2 separate regions of the Homo sapiens genome follow, and region 2 is linked to region 1. A link is a contact called in ENCODE Hi-C data. All regions are on one chromosome and are shown on one strand. The core of a region is the stretch at or near the end of the contact, and the rest is flanking DNA. Distances in the headings are between cores, read along the strand shown.

The links. Hi-C counts contacts between places; a loop is a spot of excess contacts on that map. Pooled maps may share reads with other maps.
Region 2: a loop to region 1 is called in a pooled map, with 2.4 times the contacts of the local background. The contact joins the promoter of TAFA2 here to the enhancer-like site in region 1. A Hi-C loop is called at or near these places in 1 of 168 maps with a recorded cell type or tissue (MCF 10A), 1 of 37 single-sample maps with no recorded cell type and 4 of 50 pooled maps.

What each region holds. Positions count from the first base shown.
Region 1 is chr12:58,532,869-58,539,892 of GRCh38, reverse strand. No RefSeq gene overlaps it. Among named protein-coding and RNA genes, the nearest start is that of LINC02388, 250 kb to the left of the region's middle. Within about 2 kb of position 2,417, at least 2 of the 41 ENCODE cell types and tissues checked have a DNase peak (open chromatin) inside an H3K27ac peak, as active enhancers do.
Region 2 is chr12:62,189,970-62,196,929 of GRCh38, reverse strand. TAFA2 (TAFA chemokine like family member 2) reads left to right here and starts at 4,157. Exons shown (of 5, transcript NM_178539.5): 1 at 4,157-5,671. RefSeq lists a silencer at 2,568-2,862 and an enhancer at 4,232-4,765.

The DNA of each region.
Region 1 (7,024 bases), core at 1,168-3,667:
TGTGTGGTTTGATAAATCACAGACAACAGTATGCTTAACCATTCCAGATCCTCTCCTTTTTTCTCTGCACTAACAAACACTCTGAAGACAATGATTTTAAAGCATTTCAGAAGCACGCTTAAAACAATAAGGAAGGCACAGAAAATGTGAGATTTCTTTCCCTGATTTCCGGTTGATTGACCGCAATAGCACTGCTGACTTATTGAAAATGATATGAAAATCAAAAGGATAATTAGAGCTTATTTCTACTCGAAGCAGCAGCCTGAAATTTCCGTTGAATTTACACAAATTGGAGAAAAATCAGACTTGGCATTATCTCATCCTGAAATTTCTTGCCCATACCATGAGGGTCCATCTTCTTAGCTGGGGCTGGGGAGGTGAAGGAAGGGCTGTGACGTCATGTAGGTTTATTACTGCTGCATTCCACCATTGTTTTTCTTCCCTTTGTTTCATCTTTCTTATGTTTAAATTTATTTTATTTTGTCCTATTATTTTCATCTATGAAAGGAACTTTAAATCCTTTTTAGGATGAAGTGAGAATAAAAATAAATAGGTATATACATTTTGTTCCTGCGGTTTATGATCACCATTACACTTTCATTCTTAACCTCTCTCTAGAATCCTGTGGATCTGTCCAAATGGACAAGACCAATGTCGTCGATTATGAGCCCAGGAACTGGCTGTGACTGCCCCTGTGCTCCTCACTGTGCAGTTTCCCTGCCGAGGTGGAAGGCTGTGTGTGTAGCCAGCTCACCACGTCCCCTGCACAAGGAGCTTCAGCAAGACCATCAGAAGCACAGATTCTTCATCTGTATGTTACTTCTTCGGGGCTACCATAACCAATTACCACATACCCAGTGACTTATAACAATAGAAATTTATTCTGTCACAGTTCCGGAAGCCAGAAGTCTAAAACGAAGGTGTTCTCAGGGTCATGCTCTCTCTAAAGCCTCTGGGAGAGGATCCTTCCTGGCCTCCTCTAGCTTCTGGAAATGCCAGCAATTCTTGGCCTTCCTTAACCTGCAGATGCATCACTCCCATCTCCGCCTTCACCATCACATGGCCTTCTCTTCTATGTCTCTGTCTTCACGTGATGTTTTCTCTCTGTGTCTGTATCCCACTACCTTCTTCTTAGAAGGACATTTATCCTTGGATTAGGGTCCACCCTAATCCAGTATGACCTCATCTTAACTGGATTACACCTGCAAAGACCCTACTTCCAAATAAGGTCACATTCTGAGGTACCAGGTAGGCATGAATTTTGGGGGAACTCTACTTACCTGGAGTAACAGTACCTATCTTAGCTGTGGTGACACATACGTAGTACTCTGAGTGCCACATCCTGAGCATGAATGTAATGATAGCTCTTATTAAAAACAAACTATACTTTGACTTCTCATAACTTTGTCCACAGTAATGATTTTTCCATCAGGAGTACAAACTCAAAGTGTCTTTTGTTGTTGTTTTTATTTGCGTGCGTTTCTTTTTAAAGAAATCTCTGGTTTATTTTGGATATTTTGTTTTGTTTTTATTTTCCAAAACAAAAAAGATCAAGGTGTTGTGTTTACATATACTAAGCAGGATACTTCTTTACGGAAGACAGGGAGCTTCATTACATACTTTGACACTCCCAGTGGAAAGGTGGGTTGGGTGGATGTGCGATACAGAGAGGTTAGGTTACCAGATGCCTGCTAGATGCTAGAAGTATCTCCTTTGGGACTTAGCAGTTCTTAAGTCTGAATGGCGTGGGCCCTTCTCGGAATTCCATCCACATGCACCTTCTTCTCACTTGCTTTCCTTTTGCTTCTGGGCACCATGGGTAGTACCCTTTTATTCTCCCTCCCCATCCGTTAATCCAGAGAAGCTTGCAAAAGCCTAAAGCATAAGATGCAGCAAAGCTAACATGAAGAGACATGTCAGATACAATTCAGAGCAACACCAACTAATTATTAGACTCCAGCAGATTCAAAACAGAACCTCCACTGAGAGAGAGAAATAAGATTATTCTATCCATTTGATGTTCTTGTTAACCTAATAGCCTTTCTTACCATCACTCATGCTCCAGAGAATTTTGGCGTGGAATGAATCTTGGATGTTACACTCTTGCCTCATTTAAAGAGAACCAGCTCTAGCTTTACCAGGGTTTACAAACAATTATAGTTTTAAACTATTTTAAAGTCGGTGTTTTCCACCATTAGGTGTTTACAGAATTTCCTCGGCCAGGATAAAGTCCCACTGCATTCAATACACACCAATGTGTGTCCATTCTCACACCCTGGAAGTCATTTCAGAGCACGTAGACGGCATGTGTGTGCTGGTATGTGTTGCCAGTGTGTCTATGAGATGCACAGGCCATGCAGAAGACATCTGTAAACACAGTCTGTTTTCCCACCACATTCTTGCTCTCTGAGTCAGCGGCACACATATGGCAGGAAGAACTGGAACATTCTTCTTTTAAGGGGTAAATTTGGAACCAAGAGTTGATGTTTCTCCATCTGTGTGGCAGTGGAAGACATTTAAAATAAATACAAGCTCTTGTAATCTAAGCCAGAACCAGGGAGGAACAGGATAATGCGGAGACTTATAACTAAGAAGTGGTAAAAATCAGAGTTCTGTTAAGAACAGAAATAGTCTTTCTTCATATGAGAGAAGGCCATGTATCTCTAACAGAAAGAAGTCCTCACTTCAGCTAGAGGTACCACCTTGTAAATAAACCAGCATGAATCAGCCTCTTGCCCCTGGCTGATGAGAACAGGAAACAATTGGAATATTTCACCCTAAAGTTAAGGAAGCTTCTGCCTCAGGTCCCTGCACCTGCTCAGAGTCTCATGAGGGCTGTGAGGTGCTAGGAAGTGTGAAGCATTCTAGGTGGTAAGGAGAAGCCAGGTGGCAATCAGAGAGCATTTTGATGTAAGCATTTTGGTAAATTGCTTTAAAAAGATCTAAAGAATTGCTGGGCCACCAAGACTCTAGTAATTAATTGAGAATTCTTTTATCGTTCAATCATTTACCTAATTTTTAATTCATAATTTTGTCTTCTTTTTCTAGAACAAAGAGGGAGCCTCAAAACTGTATATACTCCTGACCACACAAAAGCTGGATATGCCCTTGGCTCTCTCAGGGAGGCAGAGCCCCACCCCTCTTTCTGGAATTAGCACTGATTTAGGAGAGGCAAACAACCATGGCTGGAGGTAGGCAGGCCAGTGGACTTTCTCCTACTGTTGAATATAGTTGAGTTTCCCAGGTGAGGGTTTGAAGTATTTGACTGCAGGCCGTATAAAAAGATATGTGTAAAGAAGGTGGTGATTGAGGAGAGAGGACATTCACCCAGTAGACTCTTCTTCAAAGCCCTAAAACTATAGGCCCACTCCCTGCATGACCAAGAATTAAGTAAAACTATTCCTTTCACAGGCATTAGAGCTCTAAATAATCCTTCATGAAGAAGCTGTGAGTGTTCCCCATAGTACTTGTGGCCGAGGCAGGAGGTCCTCAGAAAGGGATGGTCATGAATCCTAAACTAGTGTGGGGATTCAGGGAATGTGGGGCTAGGAATAGATGAAAAATGAATTCCTAAACAGATTTATAATTGGTTTTTGGTCACAGCAAGAGCCTTTCATGGCTCCTGTAGCTAAGAAAATACCCAAGAAAGAGAAACACAAAGAATTAATTCCCTATCCTCCATCCTCCCAAATGTTAACAATAAACACTCCTTTTGAGATTAAAAATATGGGCTGTGCCACACCCACGTTGCATTTATATTATTGGAGGACATTCCCTGCTGGCTTCATGCCAAGGAAAATGACTGCAAAACACACCTAAACTTTCAATTACAACCCAGGTGGTGATGATGAGGAGCTCTTGTAGGAGACAAAATGAGTGAGCTTTGCTCTGAAACATGCCTATAAAGATTGGGGCTGCTTATTGTCAAAGTAAATTTCTTCTAACAATGGGCCTTTATAAATGTATACGCCAGTTCTCTAGGAGTATAGTAGTACCTAGAGGCAGGGATGTGGATTACATTGGGAGCCCAAACATTTTGATGAGAAAAAAAGTTACATTATTTAAAGCTTTTGGACCTTTCAGGGAAAAGAAGTTGTATAATGATGCTAAAGACTCAGTCTGGAAAGAGAGAGGAAGGAAGCAAGAGAACCAGAGAGATGGACTGGGAGGTCAAAGCACTTAGAAAATGTGTTATATTATTAGATTCTTGATGGCAATGACCTTTGTTTATTCATCTACCTATGCCCTATAAAACTTATTACAATGTTCTACACATAGTAGAAACTTAGTCAACATTTGGTGAATGAGTAAATGAAGTTTAACAAATCAGGCATAACTATATAGTAGGTACCAATAGTAGGTACCAATGAATTAGGTCAGTAGTTTTCAGAATAAGCTGGAGAGCTTTTAAAAAAAGATGATGTCCCACCCACACCAATTAAATCTGGGATTTTGGGGTTTGGGACACAGATATACATATTTTTCAAAAGTTCTTTAGGTGATTCTGCTAAATAGAGAGTAGTGAAAACTACTAAATTGGGTGCTAGGCCAAGTTCCCTTCTAAGATCAAGATTCTGCGGCCTCTAAAACATTGTCAGGCTCCTTGGATAATATGCCAGTACCAGGTATAAAACTTCTTTGACTGTAGCCAGGATCAGCTATATAATTTGTGGGCTCAGTGCAAATAAAAATGCAAGACTCCTTATTCAAAAATTATTAAAAATTTAAAATTATTAAGAATTTCAAGATAGCAACAGCAGAGCACTAAATCAAGTGTAGGCTTCTTATAAGCATGGGTTTTGTATGACTGAACTGGACTCACACACAAAGCCAGCCCTGTCTATAGCATCCAGTCCTACGAAGTCACTACCTCGTAATCTCTATTTGCATCACTACTACAACTCTTTGTTCATGTATTATCAGAGAGATCACTCTTGGACACTCTTTCCTGCTCCATGAAATTTTAAGAAATAAAAGATATTGAAGATAATCTGGCAGATTTGATTCAATACACACCAATGTGTGTCCATTCTCACATCCCGGAAGCCATTTCAGTGCACTTACATCCAAGGAATGAATTTCTTTCAAGTTGCCTCTGTTACAGAATAAATAAGATAAATAACCTACTGATTTCGATTTCCCTGGACCTCATTTTCTTCATCTGTATATGAAGACACAATTGCTCGCTGCATCCTGTTGCTATGAGAATTGAGATGTGTGACACAGGTGTGTTTTTCCATGGTCCACCGTGGTTGCTGTGAACCAGTTTTAGGGCTAAATTTAGTATTTATTGATTTCTACAAAATGTAGCCAAAGCCACAGTTCATTAACAAAGAAATATATATTTTGCAGAAATTATATGGGGAGATGGGGGGAAAAATGATTTTATATTGTAGACCCACAGCAGAAACATCATCAAATTCCCATCAAGTATCTCTGTTGTTCCCTCAGAATTTCTCTCCTCTGGCAGCTACCCCGTCTCACATTGTTTTCTTCCCTAAATTAATCTCCCTAAAAATCTTCCTCACCCTTCTTTGATTATTTTGAAATATTGAGTTATCTCTTCAGTTTACAAATAAAATTCAGCAAAATAAAAGCTTGTTGGTCAACTGAGCCACGATCATCTACTCTGCCTCGAACATGTTCTGTGAGCATCTCACCCACCACACCCAATCCAAGAGGCATCTCGAAATATCACCTCCACCAGGAAGATAGTACAGATTTGGAAAAGTCTTCTGCCAGGAAAATAAGATTTCCTCCATATAACTATATAGGTAAAATAACTGGTTCACAGTAAATGTTAATTCCCTTCTTCCTCTCACCTTTTTCACTGTTTCTGTCTGAACACTTCCAGTTATGAGAGAATTTCACTCACAAGGTAAATTCATTCTATTTATCAACAACTCTACTTGTTGAAAATGCCTTCTTATGTTGACTCAAAATCCACTTCCCTATAACTTCTGTCTAATATATGCCATCCCCTCTAGGACAAGTTAGTACAAGCTTCATTCTTTCCCAAGATGACAGCTTCTTCCTTCCCAGGTTTCTCCCAGTTATTCACTGCTCTTCCTGTGACAGACTTCGCAAATTCTGGACTGTACTGGCTTCCTTCTATTGAATAGGCTCCAACTTTTCTTTATACCAAACTAAATACAATATCCTAATGTGGTCTTTGATGTAGTCTAAACTGCCAAAGGATAATTTCTTCTCTAGTTCTGGACACACTCTGATTTAATCAAAGCCTCTCAATTTTCTCAGCTCTTAGGGAAGCCCTCTCAGGAGGCTCTTTGGAATAGCATGAGGTAGAACTGAAGCAATGGTGTGAAGCCTTGTGACTTAATACTAATCATGCTGAAGGTGGCCACCAAAAATTTCACAAGTCAGGGATGGAAAGATGGGTAGAACTCAGAGCAAAGTCATCAGTAGCATTAATTGAAGTTTCAACATCCCAAGTGACAGGATCCTTACTCTAGTTGAACCCAGGGAATAAATATTACTCAGTAACAGCTTGTTTGCTCTTATGTCTTCAGTGATTCAACAAATCAAATACTTAGTGTCTCTCGGGCACTGTGTTGACATGGTCCCATTCTCAAGCAAGTTAGAGCCTAATGAGAAAAGTAAACAACTGTGGTAAAGGCAATAAAAGAATATAATAAAGTCTAATAAGAAACAGGATAAAAGGAGGGACATACTTTAATTGTGTATGATCAAAAAAGATGTTTTTGTGTAGATAATATTTAAGCTGACATCTGAAAGAAAAGGAAGATCTAGCCAGACATAGAGTAGATGAAGAGAGGTTATGGCAGCAAAGGGCATGCCAGGGGGTGGGGGTTAAAAATCTCAAGGGAGAAAATGTTGGTGTGTTTGAAGGAGCTGAAAGCATGTCAGTGTGACAAAAGCTTAGTGAATCACAGGGAGGAAGGCAGGAGATGGAGATGAAGATAGAAAGATGGGCAGGGACCAAATCACGCAAGCCCTGGAGAGCCACGGGTCAAAGACTGGGTGTTATGGAGTTCGTGCTACT
Region 2 (6,960 bases), core at 2,908-5,407, 3.7 Mb before region 1:
TGGAGACCCCTTCTTTGCTGCACTTTGCAAATATTGTTTTTATTTATTATTATTATTTTCTTTTATTTTTACAAATTTAAGGTTTGTGGTAACCCTGTGTTGAATAAGTCCCTCAGTGCCATTTTTTCAGCAGCATGTGCTCACTTCATGTCTCTGTGTTAGATTTTGGTAATTCTCACAATATTTCAGACTTTTTGTATTATTCTTGTATCTGTTATGGCGGTCTGTGATCACTGGTCTTTGATGTTACTATTATAATTGTCTTAGGATGCAATGAACTGTGCCTATGTAAGATGGCAAACTTAATTAATAAATGTTGTGTGGTTCTGACTGTTTCACCAACTGGCTGTTCCCCCAACTCCCTCTCTCTCCTGGGGTCTCCCTATTCCCTGACCTAATATTGAAATTAGGCCCATTAATATAACCCTACAGTGGTCTGTAAGTGTTCAAATGAAAGGAAGAGTCTCATGTCTCTCACTTTAAATCAAAAGCTTAATAGGGAGGAAGGCATGTCAAAAGCTGAGAACTAGGCCTCTTGAGCCAAACTGCTAGGCAAGTTGTGAATGCAAAGGAAAAGTTCAAGAAGGAAATGAAAAGTGCTGCTCCAGTGAACACACAATGATAAGGAAGCAAAACAGTCTTATTGCTGACATAGAGAAAGCTTTGGTGGTCTAGATAGAAAATCAAACCAGCCACAACATTCCTTTTAGCCAGGGTCTAATCCAGAGCAAAGCCTTAACTCTCTTCAATTCTATAAAGGCTGAAAGAAAGGTAAAAAATCTTCAGAAGAAAAATTTGAAACTAGCAGAGGTTGGTTCATGAGATTTAAAGAAAGAAGCTGTCTCCATAATACATGAGTAAAAGGTGAGGCAGTAAGTGCTTAGGTAGAAGCTGCAGCAAGTTATCCAGAAGATCTAGCTAAGATCATTGATGAAGGTGGATACACTAAACAACAGATTTTCAATGTAAATAAACATCCTTATATTGGAAGAGGATGACATCTGGGACTTTCCCAGCTAGAGAGAAGTCAGTGCCTGGCTTCGAAGCTTCAAAGGACAGGATGACTCTCTTGTTAGAGGATAATGCAGCTGGTGACTTTAAGTTGGAGCCAATGCTCATTTGCTATTCTGAAAATCGTATGGCCCTTAAGAATTATAATAAATCTACTCTGCTTGTGTTTTATAAATGGAAAAAGAAAGCCTGATAGCAGCACATTTGTTTACAGCATATTTTATTAAATATTTTAAGCCTACTGTTGAGAGCTACTGGCTTCACAAAAAGATTCCTTTCAAAATACTACTGCTTATTGACAATACATTTGGTCATCCAACAGCTCTGATGAAGATGTACAAGAAGGTTCATGTTGTTTTCATGCCTGCTAACACAACATCTGTTCTGCAGCCCATAGGTCAAGGAGTAATTTTGCCTTTCAAGTCTTCTTATTTAAGAAATATATTTTGCTAGGCTACATCTGTCATAGATAATGATTCCTCTGATGGATCTGGGCAAAGTAAATTGAAAAGCTTCTGGAGATCATTCACCATTCTAGATGCTAGAAGAGTTGCTTCTGTGGATGAGCAAAGTAGTTTTTTTTGAGATGGAATTTACTCATGGTGAAGATGCTGTGAATATTGTTGAAATGACAACAAAGGATTTTGAATATTTTATAAACCTGACTGATAAAGCAGTGGCAGAGTTGAGAGGACTAACTCCAATTTTGAAAGAAGTTCTACTGTGGATAAAATGCTATCAAGCAGCATTGCATGTTACAGAGAAATCTTTTGTGAAAGGAAGAGTCAATTGACACAGCAAACCTCATTATTGTCTTATTTTAAGAAATCGCCACAGCAATTCCAACCTTCAGCAACCACTACCCTGATCCATCAGCAGCCATCAACACTGAAACAAGACTCTCCATCAGCAAAGAGATTAGGAATCACTGAAGGCTCAGATCATCAGTACACTTTTTTTAAAAAAAGCATTAAACCATTTTCAAGGTAAGATATGTACATTTTTAAGACAAAATGCTATTGCATACCTAATGGACTGCAGTATGGTGTAAACATAACTTTCACATGTGTTGAGAAACCAAAAAAATTGTGTGACTCACTTTATTGCAATATTTGTGGTGGTTTGGAACCAAACCTGCAACATTTTTGAGGCATGCCTGTAGAAGGTAAGAAGTATCAACAAAAAATTTCTGTTAAATTAGGAGAATCTTTACTACTTTGTTTCCTTTGAAGAGAATGCAAAAGATTTTATTTTGTCTAGGAGATGCTGGAAATAGGAATATCTTGATCTAAAAATTATTGGGAATTATTTACAAAAAGCACAGAGGTTATGATAGAATTTCAGCATCATATGACATTGGATAAGAAATTTTGTTCTATTTTGTAATTAATTTATATATCTGTTCTCTTTACTTTTTCATATATTGTAAAAACACAGTGGGTTTAGTTAGAAAAATAAGGCTGAAAATGTCCCACACTTAAACAATACAAATAAAATTTTAACAAGATGACAAAACTATAGATTACAACCACAAAAAGTTAATGAATTAGAAGGTAGAAAGATTATAATGTATGCTTTATGTTTTTTTGTATGTGTGTGTGTGTGTGTGTGTGTGTGAAAAGAAAGCCAATGTTCTAAAGTGATTTTGTAAGTGACTTCTTTCTAGTACAGAGTCCAAGTTTCCAATGTCATTCCTGCTTGAATTTCATCACACTATTGAACACAGCAGACAAAAAAATACTGTAAGATTTGCAGTGCAACAGTGCCAGGTGTTTTAAAATGTAAACGTTGCTTTCCTGGATATAAGTTACTATGTAAGTGGAATGAAATATTTAATCACATGGCATAAATCTTTTGAAAGAGACTATCTGAGAGATCCTTGGAAACAAATGATTGCTGTATACTACTAGACAAAGTCAAATATGCCATAGAGCAATTAGTTACGGTAAAACTTGCCTTGTTTAGTTTTGGTGCTTTGTTTTAAATGATTTCAACTAGTCTCAGCTATTTAAAAAATACATTCTTTTCTTTCTTTATGACTGTGCTAATTTAGATTATCAAGTTAAAATAGAACTGCTCCAGAAATTCAGAGTGAATGGAAGGGTGTTTAATAATAACTTTAATACACATTTTACAATTTTTGAACATACAGAAACATTTTGAAAGCAAACCCCCAGCTCAAATAGTAAGTTCACAAAAATCTAAATGTTAAGGTTACAGATGGGACCTAGCTTGATTTGGACTGATGTAACAAAACTTTATAAAATCGGTGGAGCTATTTTTTATAAAAATGACCACCTCAACATAATTAAATTACTTGATGCATTTTAGATACAAAATATGGTTGATTTACTAAGCATGTTAAGATAAAATAGCTAAGTGAAGCACATATTCTATATTTCTTTGTAAATATGGTATGTAGTATTACTTTTATTTTATAGCTGGTGAAGAGAGCTTGTGATACCTAATTTGTCAATGGTTTCAGTGAATCACAGCTATATAAAAGCACAGACCTTTAGAGCTGGAAGGAATTTAGCTATCTTGACCATTATTGGTCTAGTTGAAAAAGAGGTATGAAAACTGGCTCCAAAACCAGATTCTTGAGTTATCTTTCCTTGTAAAGGACTTGTAAAATTTCCTGGGTCAGCATTCCCTTTCTTTGTTTCAGATTTTCTTTTTCTGAATTCATTCTTACTAATTATTCATTTTTGAATAGTCTTCTAATCACTAGATTAAGGTTTTGCTCATCTCCAAACATGATCGAAGTGAGCCTCAGAAGACCCTTCATTTGAGCTCATATGCACAGCGCTTAAACCGACACCCAATTTGACCAAACATGTAAGGACATGACCTTCCAGCGTCATGAATATCACGACGTTCCTTTAGCAAGGGCTTTGCTTAATAGGGCTGCAGTGAAAATCCTCCGTCTAAATCCTTGAGAAGTTGTAATTTGTAAAAATGCAAATTATCTGAAACCAGATATTTTTTTCTTTTTCTTTATGGAGAGAAACTGGTCTGTTACATCTAGTAAAGCGTTCTAATCCGGTTGACCCTCTAGAGGGAGACATAGTCCAGCTTTTATACCAGTTGCCTCCTCATCTTTTACTGTCTCGTTCTTTTTCTGCAGGACCGTTGTTTGCTCTCAACGGCAGTTGCTGGGGCTAACAGAACTGGCTGTTGGGAGAGAGAGGCGAGGCAACGCCGCCCGGCCCTGCCATTCCATTTTACTGCTTAACTCAACCTGGAGTGTCAGGACCTATTCTCCTGCATTCTCGCTGCACTATACGGGGGAGCCAAGTCACTCTGTACTCACTGGACAGCCAGGCTGGGTGGAATAGGGTTCTAGAGTGGAGCAGGGGCTCTGCCCTTTATGGCGACTTTCTAAAAGATTAGCATCAGTGTCTTTTGACAGTATAGCATCTGGGGTGGGACGCGGAGAGGAGGCTTTGCTTGCTAAACGGCTTCTTTCTCCGCCGGTGATCTGGATTTGTTTCCTCGGCCCCCTCCCCCCGCTCCTTTCTTTCTCCCCTCCCGCCTTTAGCAAAGTGACACAGGCGACACCTGCTCGCTTGTGTTCGATGTTGGAACTCGCACCTCCTCGGTGGTGACGGTGCCAGGGCACTGCTACCAGGGGGACATCGGCGGGTTTCCCTTCCTTCCAGCCCACGATGCCTAGAAGGGCAGCGGGTGGGCTGCGTGGGGCTCTGCCCGCAGCACTTCGAGGCGGGATTGAGGGGCTGAAGCTGGCCAGGAGTTGCTGCTAAGTGGATTCGAGTGGAAGGCGCCAAGTCTCCGCGAGGGCACCAGCGGGGACCTATCTGCGAGCAGTGGGAACAGGGGCACCTGGACGGAGGAACGCGGGCGTCTGGAGGGGGGACATCGGCTGAGCTCAGAGCCTCTCCTCCTTCCTGTCCCGAGCTTCCCAGCAACTCCGCCACGTTGGAGACCCGGTACCTGCGAGAGCCAGGGAACTCGAGAAGTGCGTGGCCGAGGCTGCTTTCCTGAAGGTGAATCATTCTGTCCAATTGCCTTTCCCCAGAGAACAAGAGGGAGGGCGGGAGAGAGGGAACGGAGGATGTGTGAGTGTGTGTGTGTGTGAGAGGGAGAGACGACGTGAGGCGAGAGGAAAAGTCTTTAGTCGGCCTTAAAAGCAAACAAATCAGAGATGGAATAAGAGCGGTAATTGCAGCAAGACCGCCTTGATTCTTGCAGTCCAGGGAGCTGAGCGCACCGCGCGCATCCGGCGAGGACAGGAGGCGACCGCGGGCGCTGCCAAGGGCTGCGGGACTTTGGCTTTTCCTCAGTAAACAAATCTTTTGATTACTTTGACACTGTGGAATAAAGAAGCGGGGAGAAGGATCAGGCTCACCTTCACCCGCTTCAGGGGGATTCCAGCTTGGATGTCAGATTCCTGAACCGTCTTTGCCATCGGAGGAGGAAACACATCCACACACGCGCGCGCACACTCGCACGCTCAGGGCCACACTCACACGCCGCCCTCCACGATCACACAGCACCAGACTTCGGTTCCCTATGCCCCTGGATGGTGACGGCGGATTGGCATCTTGGAAGCGATGCGAGAGCGATAAGGCTGGCGCCGGCCCGCAAAAGCTGCAGGAGCATCGCTAGGTGTTGCCGCCACCGGGAAGCGGGGCTGCAGGTAGGTGCGAGCCGCGCCTCGGGTCGCCGGCCAGCGCTGGGGACCGGAGCGGCAACTGCAGGACCGCGGTCCCGGAAGCCCCCGTGTGCACACGTCTCCCTTCCCCTTTCTCGGGGGTCCGGGACTGTAGAGGGATCGCCCGGGGAAGGCGAGAGGTGAGGGCAGATGCGGGTCCATCGGCCGGCGTCTCCCTCGCGGGCGGTCAGGGTAGGGGCGGAGTAGAGGGACGCCGAGAGGGGATCGGAGCATGCGAAATGAGGCTCCGTGAGCGGTGCCCTCCCTCTCTGCCCCATTTCTCCTAATAACAGCAAACGACCAGGTCGAGGATTGAAGTGGGTTGTAATTCGATTCCTCACCCAGACCCATCCTGGCTGGTAACCATTTTGGACTCTTAATAAGGAGTTGGGGGTCGCATTCCAGGGAAGATCAATGGGATGTGTCAGGTCATCTTTCTGAAATCCCTACTTTTTGTCCACTTCTGATTAGTTAATTCTCAGGCCTGTTTGCAGAAGGTGGGTGTTTCAGCGAGTCTATTGATTTATCCACCTCTAACTATCTTCATAAAGAATCAAGCTGATAATTTCCGGAGCCTCATCTATGTAAGGTTTATTTAGATTTGGGACGGGGCGCTTTCTTACTGAATGAAATAAAGCTTTTGTAAAGGCTACTACAAGAGAGCTTTAGTAAATGATTCTCTTAACGAACAGCGTTCAGAATAAGAATGGCTTCGGGAAACTAATGGTTTTTTATTTCTTTCCGGTTAGATGTCTCCCGGATCTTGCTACTAGTACCCGGGTTTTCTGCTAACTGCTTTGCCATTCCTTCCCCCTTCAATTCTGAAAGGCCAGGTGCCTACCAAGTATTGTTTTCTTGAGGCTACTGATCTTCACTTATCAATGGGGGAACGTGTTATTTTCAGAAACTGGCTTTGCAAAGGAAAGTTTGAGATCCGTCGCCCTATTTCTCTCAGAACTGCAGGTTGAGTTATCCTGTCTGAAAAGGAAGAACCATAGACGCTCGTAGAGCCTTTGGGTGGACGCGAGGCTTCCCTATTGAGTATTCCACGTCCTGACCGAGTGTTAAACAATTGCCTGAAGCGTTTGGAATCAAATGTGTAGTAATGTTACTCCAGCGGCTAGTCTCTCTTCACCTTTGCTGCGTGAGTTTGATTATGGCAATAAGAGAGAGAGAGGGAAAAAATTATCTTTTTGTGAGTATGAAATCCCCTCTTGGATTTTACAAAATGGTTCGTGGAGAAAAAAAACCTTAAAAACCACAGACACACACAC